2 separate regions of the Homo sapiens genome follow, and region 2 is linked to region 1. Evidence: chromatin contacts called from ENCODE Hi-C or POLR2A ChIA-PET data. All regions are on one chromosome and are shown on one strand. Each heading gives the region's core, a stretch centred on a gene start or an enhancer-like site at or near the end of the contact. The rest is flanking DNA. Distances are from core to core; before and after follow the strand shown. Region 1 holds the start of PKD2L2 (polycystin 2 like 2, transient receptor potential cation channel). Region 2 holds the start of KLHL3 (kelch like family member 3).

Evidence for each region. A loop is a pair of places that touch in the nucleus more often than their neighbours do. ChIA-PET counts read pairs that join two places held with the same protein, here RNA polymerase II (POLR2A). Pooled maps may share reads with other maps.
Region 2: a loop to region 1 is called in a pooled map, with 4 times the contacts of the local background. The contact joins the promoter of KLHL3 here to the promoter of PKD2L2 in region 1. A Hi-C loop is called at or near these places in 1 of 168 maps with a recorded cell type or tissue (gastrocnemius medialis) and 6 of 50 pooled maps. POLR2A ChIA-PET finds 5 or more read pairs at or near these places in 2 of 52 experiments (BJ and activated naive CD4-positive, alpha-beta T cell).

Annotation. Positions count from the first base shown.
Region 1 is chr5:137,888,207-137,895,525 of GRCh38, reverse strand. PKD2L2 (polycystin 2 like 2, transient receptor potential cation channel) reads right to left here and starts at 6,069. Exons shown (of 15, transcript NM_001300921.2): 1 at 6,004-6,069; 2 at 4,944-5,045; 3 at 2,913-3,046; 4 at 917-1,173. The coding sequence starts at 6,034. It overlaps PKD2L2-DT (PKD2L2 divergent transcript), which reads left to right and starts at 6,207. Exons shown (of 4, transcript XR_948815.3): 1 at 6,207-6,379; 2 at 7,238-7,319.
Region 2 is chr5:137,731,175-137,738,383 of GRCh38, reverse strand. It overlaps KLHL3 (kelch like family member 3), which reads left to right and starts at 2,295. Exons shown (of 15, transcript NM_017415.3): 1 at 2,295-2,751. The coding sequence starts at 2,738. RefSeq lists enhancers at 2,028-2,696, 4,028-4,097.

The DNA of each region.
Region 1 (7,319 bases), core at 4,820-7,319:
GTGGCACTGCGTTTTCACATTTCCTTCCTTCCTTTTTTTTTTTTTTTTTTTTTAGGGACAAGGTCTCCCTCTGTCGCCCAGGCTGGAGTGCAGTGGTGTGATCATAGCTTGCTGCAGCTTCAACCTCCTGGGCTCAAGTGATCCTCCTGGATCAGCCTCCCGAGTATCTTGGACTACAGGTAAGCAAGCCCCACCACACCTGGCTAATTTTTAAATTTTCTGTAGAGACTAGGTCTCAGTATGTTGCCCAGACTAGTCTCGAACTCCTGCCCTCAAGCAATCCTCCTTCCTTGGCTTCCCAAAGTGCTGGGATTACAGGTGTGAGCCACCATGTCCAGCCTCACATTTTCAATATAAAGTGTACACGAGTCTACACCAGCACTAGCCTCAGTCACTTTGAAACACAATGGCCATAGCATCTTTGTAAAGCATCATCAGATGCAGTCCCTGTAGAGCATAACTGCCCCATTTTAGTAGGGGCAGCAACAGAAAAAAATCACTGAAGGAAGCCAGAATGAGAGAGGAGGAAAGTGACAGAGCACACCTAAGACACCCACTAAGGATCCCAGATTGTCTTGGGGATGTGTTGTGGGCATCTAGCCACAGCCAGAAAAGCAGATTAATTGACCATTTTAGAAGCAAAAATGGATGCTTTGCCCTGTGTCCAATATGACTAAGCAGTTCATATACCAAAGTCAGAAAAAAGAAAACACTTTGCATCCTAAAGTAAACAAAAAATAATAGGTTCACCCTTCCTTTTCTAAACACTGCTATCTCCACATCTTCCTTTTTTACTATTGTTGAAACAGTTTCCTTACCCTTCCAGGACCCAGCTGGTGTTACTTGGAAGACACATATCTAAAAGATACAACAGTAAATGCTAGAAAAAGTTACAGTATAATTTTATGCTACTTACTCAGTATTAATTTGAAGGCCAAAATTAGAGAGGTCTTCATTTGCAGAAGTATATTTGCCATAACATTCACTCATCAAAGACTGAAAAGATGAATAGACTTTGCATGTGTTGTTGCGGACTTTTAGTTGACGAACTCTGGGAACTCCTAGAAGTATATTTTCATAGTAGATGCGACTGCTGTTCTTTAAATTATACAGCTGCTGGTTATTGTACCATGAATCCCAGTACAGACCTTCCAAAAGGGGTCCTTCCATAAACTCCACAGAGAAAAACAAATGTCATGGGAAAAATATTTTCATGTCAACAGAATCTACATTCATAACATTATGCATAAGAGATTTTGAGTATGAAAATCAAACTATTGACCAAGCTACCATTAATGGTAATGGTAATGCTAATGAAGCTACTGTGGATGGTTAACACTCATTAAGCACGTACTGTGTACTAGGCACTGCTCTAAGCACTTTACAAGCATTAACTTATGGAATCCCATAGCCCTTCTTCTCTCCTTATATGAGTAAATCGAAAATTTTCTTCCAATACATGAGTATCAGAGCTGGTCATAGCCACACATCATGATTTCACTCCAAAGTTGTCTGTACCCCTCCTCCCAACCCTCCTCCCCGACTCTGGCCATGGTGCCTGCTACTCCTGGCTCTGGCCCTTGCTGATCGTTCTAAGATGAACCCAAGCCCAGGGTTCATTTACTTCCTCCCTTTGTCTTCTCTGCCATTGGCCACATACATGCTTCAGAAAACACAATAACAAAGTGGCAAGGTGACCTCCACCTCTTTTATTATTGTTTCCTATTTCACCTAGCCTAAACCAACCGTCTAGGATCATTTAGCCCTCATCTCACACTTGCCCTCTTCCAGGAAATGACCGTGTCTCCTTGATAAGTTTCAAATTCCTGCACAGCATTCATGATATGAACTCTGTCCAATTCATAATTTGGTCTTTTCCACCTCATCTTCCATATGCTCACAATACCAAACATAGCTCCACATGTAGAATTACTTATAGAACATATTGTTCCTTCTTCCTAAAATACCCATCCCTGATTCATGCTTCAAAATGCAACTAAATTGTCATCACCACTGGAAGCGTTCTCTGCCTTGTCCTTATATGCCCCAATGTGCATATGCCAGGTTTTGTGACCTGGGATAGCTGAAACTGCTGTCCCCTTAACTGTTCTTTCTTCATAATGTGAGCATGTTGCTATGTTAAATGTAATGGAAAAAGCAAGTCTATTCCACTGCTGAAGGAATGATTCCCTTACGTAAGTAAAAACACCATGAAATTATATTCTTATATATAAATTTTATTATATACTGTACCTTACTGTAACACATATAAACAGTAAAGGTTTTATGCCAAAACCACATATATTACACTTTCTGGGCAATTAAAGAAATTTTTAAAAGTAAATTTCACTATACACAATTATAGACTAGATCCTAACCCTCACATAGTAGATGCAAGTCTTCTATTTAACAAATGAAATGAGAATGTCTAAAAAAATCAAAAAAAATTTTTTTTTTGAGATGGAGCCTAGCTCTGTTGCCCAGGCTGGAGTGCAATGGCATGATCTTGGCTCACTGTAACCTCCACCTCCCGGGATTACAGGTGGCTGTCACCATGCCTGGCTAATGTTTGTATTTTTTAGTAGAGACGAGGTTTCACCAAGTTGGTCAGGCTGGTCTTGAACTCCTGACCTCAGGTGATCCACCCGCCTTGGCCTCCCAAAGTACTGGGATTACAGGCATGAGCCACCGTGCCTGGCCAAAAAAATTTTTTAAAAAATTACAAGAATAGTATCAAACTGAGAACACAGGCTCTCAAAAACACTTACTGGTTGGTTGTTTCTAATAGTTTAAAGAAATGACATTTATTTTTATTCATTTCTTCAAAAGATATTCATTGAGTGCCCACTGTGTATGCCAAGGGTTCATGGACTACCTAAATCTACTTCATCCACAGTCACAAGATACTTTACCTTCCAAAAATCAGTTATGCTGCGAATGGACTTAAAGTTGGTTCTTTCTTCACCAGGCACAGAAGTGTCCAAAAATAGAGATGACATAACCTTGTTTAAGTAATACATATGTGGGTTTACCATCCCAAAAGTCACTAAGGAGAATAATTTTTTGTTTAATAATTTACATTTAAAAACTCAGCTTATCAGGATTAAAAATGTTACATTTTTTTCTCAATTTTGAAAATTAAACTTTATTAATCTAATTATAAAAGTAATAATTTAAAAAATCTAAACTAGAAATATAAAAAGTAGGATGTGGTTTCTAGAATTAGTCTGGCAAATATTCTTCAGACATTTCTTTATGCATACACATTTATAAAGAAAATAATTTTATCTTTACAAAAATGAGGACACATTATACACACTATTCTGCAAGTTGACTTTTTCTCTACATGAGAGTAAGGCAATATAGTATGGTGAGTGGTTAAGGTTACATGGACTTTGAATTCAGACAGATAAGGGTGTGAGTCCCATCACAGGGATAGTATCTCTTACCCCCTAGTTTTGTTGTGAGAAGTGAGATGATGCACACAGAACATTTTAAACTGTGTTTTGGCACATGATGAGTTTTTAAAAATATTAACTAGTGGCGGGGCGTGGTGTTGCACCCATAATCCCAGAACTTTGGGAGGCTGAGGTGGGTGGATCACCTGAGATCAGGAGTTCGAGACCAGACTGACCAACATGGTGAAAACCCTGTCTCTACTAAAAACATACAAAATTAGCCGGGCGTGGTGGCACAGGCCTGTAATCCCAGCTACTCCGGAGGCTGAGGCAGGAGAATCGCTTGAACTCAGGAGGTGGAGGTTGCAGTGAGCCACTGTACTCCAGCCTGGGTGACAGAGCGAGACTGTCTCAAAAAAGAAAAAAAAAAGAAAAAAAATCACATTATAAATGGAGATTCAGGTTGCTGTATTATATTAAAAAAAGTGTTCTTTAAAAATCTCTGAATAATGGGATTATAAATGATCTTTTTACTTACATTTTTACATTTTCCAAATGTTCTGTAGTAAGCATGTAGTTTTCATAACCAAGCTTTTATAAAGCAGTCTAAGATATCTTAATTTATAAAGTTGCCTACAGTTATCTTTTTTTTTTTTTTCCTTGGGACAGGGTCTCAGCCTGTCACCCAGGCTGAAGTGCAGTCGTTGCAATCACAGTTCACTGCAGCCTCGACCTCCTGTGCTCAAGCAATCCTCCACCTCAGCCTTCTCAGTAGCTAGGACTACAGGGGTGTGCCACCACACCTGGCTAATTTTATAGTTGTCTTTTCAATCAAGAGCAGACTCAAACTCACCCCTACAACACCAATTAATTACTTAATTGCTATACAATTGCCAGTGTGTAGCACATACCAACATGAGACAATACTGCCAGTGAGCTTTCATCTACTGTTATGTTGGGTGCCATCGACAAATGCTCTTTAATACTCCTCTTTGCATATTAAGCCAATGCTATTGACCCACAGGTAGGAGGAATGCAGGTTGAGATGTTTTCCCAGTCCTCCTTAATTATTTGCATTGACTCAGCACAAACTATTTTTTTAACTGCAATAGGTCAGTGAAAAGAACCAAGCTAATGGCAGACACCAAGATGAACTTTGGCCTCATTTGTACTTTGATTTATGAAACTCAGCTGATGTGTCTATATGACTCTAAACAAAATCAAATTGCAGTTGCCAACCCAAGGGATGAATTATGCTCAAGACAGAACTGCCAAATGAAAGGAATAATTCTAATTCAGTCAGTATTGACTATGGAAGCTTCTTACATTTGCGATGTAAAATTTTGCCCCTTAAGAACTGAAAATAGTCAATTTCTAAATGAAATGAATCTAAATGAATTTAAGATTATGTTTAAACGTGTCACTGTATTTTGAGTTTTAGTAGCCTGACAGCCTGTGGTTTTGAAGTTTGTATGTTTTATTTTTCATCTCCACATTTTAACTTCTTAGTTCAAACAAACAGCATCTTTATATCTGTGTACTTACATATACATAGGTTTATTAAAAAAATAAAGTAGAGTAACAATTCCTGAAGTGTGGTTGTAATTTCTACTTCCTTTCTGTAATGCAACTTATGTTTCGAAGCCCCTGTGAGATATAAGACAAAATTTTTCTTTACATTATTATGTAATTTATAAGTGACAACAATGGAAAAACCACAGCCACTTTTAGTCCTTACACTGCGGGGAGGAAAGCTCCAATAGCTTCTGGCTATTTTTCAATTCTTAGTTTTACGAGGCAGGGATAATTTTTTTACTATATACTATTAATAACAGATTTTTTTTTTGAGACGGAGTCTAGCTCTGTCGCCAGGCTGGAGTTCAGTGACGCGATCTCGTCTCACTGCAGCCTCCGCCTCCCCGGTTCAAGCGATTCTCCTGCCTCAGCCTCCCGAGTAGCTGGGACTACAGGCGCGCGCCACCACACCCAGCTAATTTTCGTATTTTTAGTAGAGATGGGGTTTCACCATGTTGGCCAGGATGGTCTCGATCTCTTGACCTTGTGATCCGCCCGCCTCGGCCTCCCAAAGTGTTGGGATTACAGGCTTGAGCCACTGCGCCCGGCCACTAACAGATTTTATATCATGATGTCTTCTCGCCAGTCTTAAGATGAAAAAGCAAAATACGAAACAAGTAAAACCTCTCATCTGTCCTAACCGTTTTCTCCACCCTCAATACAGCTTCTTGGGAAGGCTGGTTTCTGCTGGACAGGGGAAAAACACCTCGGCTTGAATTCTGTCAAGGTCACGACTCCCCAGATCAACCAAGGACTTTAGAGACCGGCCTAGCGACGGTCACTCGACAGGTGACAACGCCCAGCTCGAGCCTCCGGCAAGAGGCGAGCGCCACCTCGCTCAGGGCTTCAGTTTTCCCGTCTGTGCAATGGGACCATCTGTCCCTCTCCGCTTCCCCAGGGGAGGCTGTGAGGGCTAAAGGTGTCGGCAGTCACATCTCTCAAACGAATTTGGGGCCGCAGAGTTCCTTTCAGGGTGTCTGGAACTGCCAAATCGCCCCTGTCCCTCCCACTCCTTAAGAGGACCCCTCACCGCCTCGGTGCCACCGTGACGCCTCAGCCATGGCGGACCTGCACTACACCGCCCGTTCGTTCGCCTGAGGCCGCGGCGCTTGCGCGCTAGTCTTGCGGCGCGCGCTGCCCGGCTCTGACGCCTGCGCGAGCCCCCAGCTCCTCCAGGGCGGCGAGCTACTCGACAAGTCGTCAGCGCGGCTGCGCCGCAGGAGCCCGGGAGGCCTTTCGCCCGAGGCGGGCTGCGGGCTGCTGGGGTCTGGTGCGGAGGGCCAACTTCTGGGAATAACCTGGCTGTGGGCTTAAAAATCGTAGTCATTCATTATCACGGGCTTCTCTCTCTCGAATACCTTTAACATTTATCGCCTTGTTAGTCTCCACATCCACCTCCGTGAAAGGTAGGTATTTTTGTCCTCATTTTAGGCCTGAAGAAACCGAGAAGCTGAGAAATGAAGTAATTCACTGGAAGTTGGGGCCAAGTCTTGGATGCCCAAGCCCAAATTCCTAACCGTGACCCTACGCTGCTGCTGCTGCTGCTACTTGCAGAAACTGGTTATTAACCGAGAGCTGTTGCTGGAAGTAGCTTCCACTCCCCTGCCCCCGTGATGTAAAAATAGATGAAAAACTCTGCAGTGATTATGTGAAAGGTCAGGCCGACACAGGAGTCCTGGGGCCCAGACCCACATCTGACCCAGAAGCTTTGCAAAGATGAGAAGGTTGGTAAACCAGCTATAGAAAAGGCCAAACTAATTTGGCTGTAAATTAAGGCAGCCAAAAGCCCTCCAGGATGTAAGACCAGGACGGATTCTCGTGTTGATAAAAAGGAAAATAAAATGGAATCCAGTCCAAAGGCCCCAGGGAAACCTGCAAAGAAAACCACTAACCAGTTTTGAAAGTAAAAGATAAAGCCACTTTTGTTATTTCCCTGAAAGAGATGTAGACTGCTGTCGATAAATGCTGTTTTATGTGTAGATAAAAAGCAAAACGGCCACACAGTAGTGAGGGTCAAAAACTACCATCGATGAGAGGAACAGGAGAGGCCTCGCAAAAGGCTGACAGCCAGTGAACTAGAAGCCCGAGAGGAAAAAAAGCTTTAGAATAGTTTTAACAAAAGGATTTGGGCTTTCCTGTACTGGGACTCTCAGCTGTTCACAAAATTATGCTTTCTAAAGTAACAGATTATCTGAAATTGAAATTATTAGAGGAAAAACACCCATATATAGGTAATCAAATTTACATAATTTTTTTTTTTTTAGAGATGGAGTCTCGCTATATTTCCCAGTCTGGCCTCAAACTCCTGATCTTAAGGGATCCCCAGCTCAACCTCTCCCAGCAGCT
Region 2 (7,209 bases), core at 1,046-3,545, 150 kb after region 1:
ATAGCCAGTTATCCCAGCATCATTTATTGAAGTCCTTTCCCCATTGCTTATTTTTGTTGACTTTGTCGAAAATCAGTTGGTTGTAGGTGAACAGCTTTATTTCTGGGTTCTCTTTTCTGTTCCATTGGTCTATGTGTCTGTTTTTGTACCAATACCATACTGTTTTGGTTACTGTAGCCTTGTAGTATAGTTTGAAGTCAGTTAATGTGGTGCCTCCAGTTTTGTTCTTTTTGCTTAAGATGACCTTTCTTTTCTAAATGGCCTCTTCTGAGTGTTCTCTATTCTGTCTACCTCCTGTGAATCATGAGTGGTGAATAAAGTATGAAGGTGTAGTCGTATGGTTTTGCAGGGAAATTTAGCAGGGTTTTATACTGGCTCTTAATAGTTATATTTTGAAACTTGAATACATACAACCCTTACATATTTCCTTTTCTGATCTTTTTTCTTTGTCTGGTTTGTTAGATGTGGCATTTCCACACCTTCCTGTATGGCGAATATGTAAACGTGGGTATGTGCAAAGGAGGAGTCATCTCTTTCTTATGTCCCTTTTATGAATCACCCAGTTGTGTTCCTGGTGGATGTCTGAACTCTGGCACGGATTCCGAGATTCAGTTTCCTTATTTGTGATGTTCAGCTTTTTGTGGTCCCTGTGATTGGCCTCAAGAGGAAATATCTGGAGCAGGGCCACAAGGCTGATTAGAGGAGGAAGGGACATAGAGGGAACAAGATATGAGGGGTATTGTTGTGCAAGGAAGAAGTGAAGATACAGCCCTGTGGGGTGTAAATGAAATTATCCAGGCCTCTTCTCACTTGAGAAAGAGTGAGTGTGAGTAATGGCCTTGTCTAAGAGAACACTGAGGTGCCAGGGGAGGTAATCTTTGAGAATAACCCTGTAGCCAGTTTGAGTTCAGGAGGCTATATAAAGTTTTAGTTACTTTTACTTTCTGTCACCTCAGTGTTCCTCTCTTCCTTCTGTGGTTTTAGGGCTTTGTAGTAGTGAAGAAATTTAACAGGTTAAAATGATAAGGATGATAGATTTACTGAGCGTCTCTTCGTACTTTCACCTACATCATGTTATCCTCCTTGAAGCCCCCTACAACACATTGGAGCCTAGTATTTCTTCTTAAACAATCACACGGATTACTCTGAGAAGAAAAACGGACCATTTAAAACATTTTTAGAATCCTGTGATCTTGGAGCTGAAAGGGACTCTAAAGATTGTCTGGTCTGACCCTATATTGTGAATGAGTAGCTGAGCATGAGGTCCAGAGTGTGGAGAACACTACTCAGGAAAGTCACTCACCCAGTGAGTGCTGGTGTGGATTCGGAAAAGCCCAGGGGTGCCATGAGGTGTCCCAGAAGAGAGATGCTCATAGCTGATTTTTTTCTGAGGCATTAGGATAGCTTCTGCACCACTTTTTGCAGCTAATTGTCCCAGTTACCTCTAAGCCTCTGTGGCTAGGATATACAGACTGGCCTCATGCCTTCCACAAGATTATGTTTTAGTTTGGGAAAGAAGATTTATAAATAATGAATTAGCCAAGACTGTATATTAGGTGTGAGATGACGATACAGGAAAGTATAGTTTGTGTATTTTGGTGGTGATTGACTGTCATTGGTGTGATTAGGGAAGGTTTTATGAAGACATGGGATTTGACTGGACTCCCAGAAAGACTAAAGGACTGGGATTGGAGAAGGCATTTCAGGCAGGGAGAGTTAAATTAGTCTAAATTGAAGCTCAGCAGCTGGAGATTACAGGATGTGAAAGATCTTTGGCTGGATATGGGGGTTCAGTGGGAGACTTACTAGTTGGAGCCACTGCTTAAGTTAAATTCCAATATGACAGATTTTAGGAAGATATTTTAGGATTGTGCTAAGATATTTTAGTATTCATTGTGATAGCTTTACTGCAGTAGTCTTTGGCCTCTTGCAGTAAAATAGGGTTTGTTTCAGTTTCACCTATTTGTACTACCTCTCTTTTTCGACTAGTTTTCCAATTTCTCTCTGTATTCTCTTAATTTCTCTCTGTGTTTTTCTCACTTCTGTCAGGTGCTTTTCCCTTAACTTCTCCCCATCTATCAGACACTCAGAGCTACTACAGAATTTGGGAGGAGGATTTGGAACATAAACTGTGACCTACAAGTGAATTTCCCCAGGTGGATGATAAACTCCACTGCAGGCCACAGAGGGGCCTCCTCATTCCAGCAATCTGGCCAGGCTGACAGACTCATAGCCTATGGGAGCAGGGGAGGGTGTAGGGGCCAGTATTTCTCGGGCTAGTGACGAACTGCCTGATTCTTTGCAGCCTAGACAGAGGAGGCAGGAGCCCCAGGGGCGGGCTAATCGCCTGGGCTGGGGATGCCTGGGCAGATGCAGAGGAAGCTGGAAAGGTGGCAGTGCACCTGGGTCGCTGGAGCTGCCGCCGTTCCTAGGAGACCAAGGAGCAGCAAGCCTGCGGGGGAGGGGGAGCAAGTGGGTTGCTGCTTTTAGCAGCTGAAAGGGCTGCAGGGAGCTCTGGGTAAGACATTTTCTGTTGCTGCTGCTTTTGCGGTAGAAGCTGCTGCGAGTAAGTCAGAGGAAGGAGGATTGAGAAGGGAGGAGGCTTCACTTGCAGCCATGCTGAATCACTGTTGCTGATCAGATTTCCCACTGGTCTGCTGGGAGAATCAAGAACAGAACTAGGATCCCCGAGTGCATACACAGTTCAGCAGCTACCACCCTGGCTGGGCCTCACACAATGGAGGGTGAAAGGTATGTATGTATAAGTGTGTGCTGTGTTGTGTGTGTATGTAAGTGTATGTGTGCTTGCGGTGCAGCCACCAGCTTTTGTGTTTGCATTGGCTAGGCAGAGTTGGAAGACCTGGCCACTGATGGATCTTAAAGGGCGCCAGAACAAGAGCAGGAAAGCCGCTTTCCAAATCACCCGTTCCAGGGCTTGAATCTCCAGAGATCTGGCTTCCGCAAAGGCAGGTCTGGGTTTGCTAGGCAGCGGAGCACCCTGAAAGAAGGGACTTCCTGGCTGGTGTTCGGGAATAGTTTCAGCACAGGCTGAATCAGATTGCCTTTCTCAGGCTGTTTCAAGGAGGCGTTTCCCTTTCCTGGCTCCTTTCCCGGGGTGTTTTTTCTTTGGTGGGGGGTTTTTGATGTCATAGTGGGGCTGACCTGACATAGTGTACTTGCATTTTCACGCAGGAGTGCTTGAATCTTCAGCAAGCATGCCATGCTGATGGCTGTGTGTGTGCGCGCGTGCACGCCGTGTATGCCTGTATACACACACATTCAGGGATGAAGGAGAGAAACCCAGTCAGATGATACTTGCTCTGAACTGAGTTTCATATTTGTATTGAAAAGTTTATGAGTGATACTGGAAGGTCTGTGCTTCCTCCATCAGGGATTTCTTTTGAAATAGGAACCAGCAGAAAAGATTTTAAGTACTTTTGTTGAGCTGGATCTAACTAGCGAGGCAGTTAGATCCTGGCAGGCACACACATCTAAATTTTTAAATTGTTATCTGAAGATCTGAATCTTTCATTGTGAAGGTGCTCAGCGCAGTGCAGAGGTGACATTCCTCTGTCTATGAAGTAAAATATCTCTTGAGTGCCAACCTCTTCATTCTTTGGTCTGCAGTTGGTAGAGTACGAGGCTTGCCATTTTATCTGAGGAGAGAAGACTGCAGGGAGGGGTCCGGCCATGGCAGTGCACCACTGAGGGGAAGCCTGCTGCTCCAGATTGCCAGTTTGATGCAGACAGTAACCATCTGGTTAACAATAATAGGCTCAACTAAGTCAACACTAGAGAGTATCTCAATGAACACTTTCCTTTTCATGAGTTGTTGTGACTTCTGTGTCTCACGGGGCACAGTGATGCCATTAAACATCTCTAGACCCTATTAGAACTAGCATGATGATTGGGTGTCATTCTTTTGTCTGTAGAGGCCCTGGGAACTGTGTTTCTTGATGACTCCCACAGGAAGAGCCTGGGACTGACTGTGCTGCTGGTGCATTCTCTTTCTGGGTGCTCTTTGCAACAGGAGTTTAGTGTTGAACTCTGTGAGGCCTGCTGAGCAGCAGAATATGAAGGCCTATTTCCTAAGTGTGGGGCAGAGGTGAGCAGTGTCTTTGGTCCCCAAAACAGTGTCCCATTGATCTGGTAGGTGGCAGAGAATGGGGTTGATGCGATGAAGGTTTAGAGATTCTGGGCCATGCCTATTTGCTTGACCTGTGGTGTAACTGGGGTTGAGAGGTCAGTGTGAGACTACCAGCAGCGGATCAAACAGTTTTGGGCACTGTGTTCCCAGTTCTGTGTTCAGAAATATAGTGAGTCCTTGCCCCTGTCCTGGGGCCTCTCAGCTGGGATGGCTGATGTCTATGGCTTTAGAACACCAGGTTGCACATGTTCTTGTACTTTTCCTCTGCTGAAGGCAGATGGTAGACAAGAAATCCAAACCGAGCAGCTTCCAATGTTCACCAGGTCACCCAGGTCATACCTTTTGTTCCTGCTCCAAGTCCAGCTTACCATGCCACGCGTTCAAGTCTTCTGAACTCTAACTCCTGTTCCCATTTCCACTGCTCACTCATATACCTACTGAGAATTCTGTTGATCTCTTTCATGATCACCCATCCTATACATTACTCCATCTAGCCTCATATCCTTAGCTCCCAGAGTTTCTTTTGCTGGATGTCTTTCCCTTCCAATTTTGCAAAAGTTATCTATCTATCAAGGTTATTCTAAAATTCTACTTTATCTTGGAAACTCAGCTTTTCTAGTCCTGGCTGATGTTCTTCGGAATTCTAATACCTCTGGTTTGTATCTCATAGTTGGACACTGAATAATAGGCCCACCAGATCTTTCAGTGCTTTTATTTCATATATCTTAGCAGTCCCCAGACTTGGAGACAGGTCCTCAAGGGCAAGGCTGGTGCCTTGTACTTCTAAATACCCCCATTGACTACTGCATGGGTACACAAATAGCAGGTGCTGAATAGTTATTAGCTGATTAGCTAATAACTTTTGTGTGAGGCTCTGATAACTAAAAAGAAAGTTGGTGAAAGAAGAGACTGAAGCCTTTGGCCAATAGCCTCATCTTTGGATATCAGCCTTATTATCTTAGCACGGGTAACTGACTTCAAGGAATGCTTTGAGGTAGGGGGAGAACAGAGGGAAGTAGCCTTGTTTTACAAGTTCCCTGGGAAATTGAGGTCCAGAGAAGCTGAGTGACTCGCCTAGGATCACATGTCCAACCTCCAGAGACTGGAGGGATCCTCAATCTGGTGCTCATTCCACACTTAACCTGCTGAATCTTAATCGGGGCTGTTTTTAAGCATTACAAAATTTCAACCAAGGGATTGCTAATGAACAATTTTTTTTTTCTTTGCCATGAGGGTATGAAAATACTTTCTACCTTGAAAGGCTATTAATTAAAAGCATGGACTTTGGAGTAACATAGACCTAGCGGTGAATCTGCTTTACAAACAGTGTGACCTTGAGTGTGTCACATTTTTTTCAGAACTAATTTTTCTCTTCTGTGTAAAGGGAATAATAACAGTACTTACACTTCATAGAGCTGTTGTGAAGATTAAATGGTACAATATGTGTAAGGTACCTAGTAAAGTTTTTTAGGCACAGAGTGAGTACTCAGTAGATGGTAGTTGCTATTATCATTGGTATCCACCTATTGCTATGTTGTACCCTATACTTTGCTGCTGGGTTACTAACCAAGGCATATTTTAGGACCTCTCTTTTTTTATCATCCAAAGCAGATTATGTAGAACCATTTCCATGAGGAAATGAGGGAGCTTATCAGGCCGTCATCTTGCTTCTTATCTAAAACTATCTCCTTATAGTAAGTTACCCCATAGGGCTTGGCATTTCTTCTTTTAGGTTTCACCAAGATCTACCTTAATCTTTCTTTTTATAGACAACCTGTGGCATCTAGTTGCCTCAGTGGTTGGAACCATGGGCTGGATGCATGTTTGTTCAGGCCAAAATCTCTTAAGAAGAACTTGTGAATTTGCACTAGCCTTTGCTGTATCTTTCTAGATTTCCAGGTCTCTCCTGGACCTTATGATGCTAAGTCTTCCCCAGTTCCCTCCATGGGAGAATCACTGTGGCTTGAACAGTCAGAGGAAGGTGATTTTGTCTTCTGTTTTGCAAAGGGAAAGGGTCTCTGGCTGTTAGCTATTACAATGATAAATTGTTTCTGTGTGAGTGTGAATGTAGAGAAGATAGATATCAGAAATGGCAGTTGCCCTTGCAATTGGGATTTTATTTCAGTTCTGGAAATCAGCCTTGTGGATAGCTTAAAATAAAATTTCAAAATAAATGGTTAGTCAGATTCATAGAGACAGAAAGTAAAATGGTTACCAGGAGCTGGAGGGAGGGAGGAGTGGGGAAGTTATTGTTTAATGGATAGAGAGTTTCAGTTTGGGAAGATGAAATAATTCTGGAGATGGGTGGTGGTGATGGTTGTACAACAGTATGACTGTACTTAAAAACGGTTAAAATTATACATTTTATGTTACATCTATTTTACCACAATAAAAAACATTCAGGCCCAGACTGTGGCAGATCTGCAAGAGTTACAGAGCACCACAACTTTGGAAGAAGCATCATAAAAAGGGGAAGTTAATTGTCTATTTTTCTTAAAATTGTGATTATTTTCTTCATCAGAAGCACAGAGATGCCCCTGCTTGAGAGGGGCACCATGTACCGGGCACTATGCTGTGATTTTGTGTGAGGTGTCCTCAGAGGATGGTTCTTAATGGCTGGTTTTTATGAAGGAGAGTCTGTTTTTGGACCTCAGGGAACTTCTGAGCAAAAGGAGCTCATCTATTTACCCTTGATCCAGGAACGACAGATAGAGAATATTTTCTGAGGAGACAAGACTTAGAAAGCCAGTACACTTTAAATGTTGAGTTTTGTAATGTCAGGTTGAATGCTGGCAAGACCCAGGGAAGAGCAAGTGTTGAGCAACCTAGCCTTTTTTCTGTTCCCAGCGGCAAGTCACTTAGTCCTCCCCCAACCTTAGAAGTCAGGGATAGAAAATTCTGTAAAAAGTTTTGGGCATCACTGCTGCCTGAAGCAGATGTGCACGCATTTCAACCATGATAATTGAAACCAAATTTTTCCATTTTGGAAATACTTTTTGACAAAGTAAGGTTTTCAACTGCAAAAACAAAGTCAGGGAAAGAAACCTCTTGATATCCCTGCA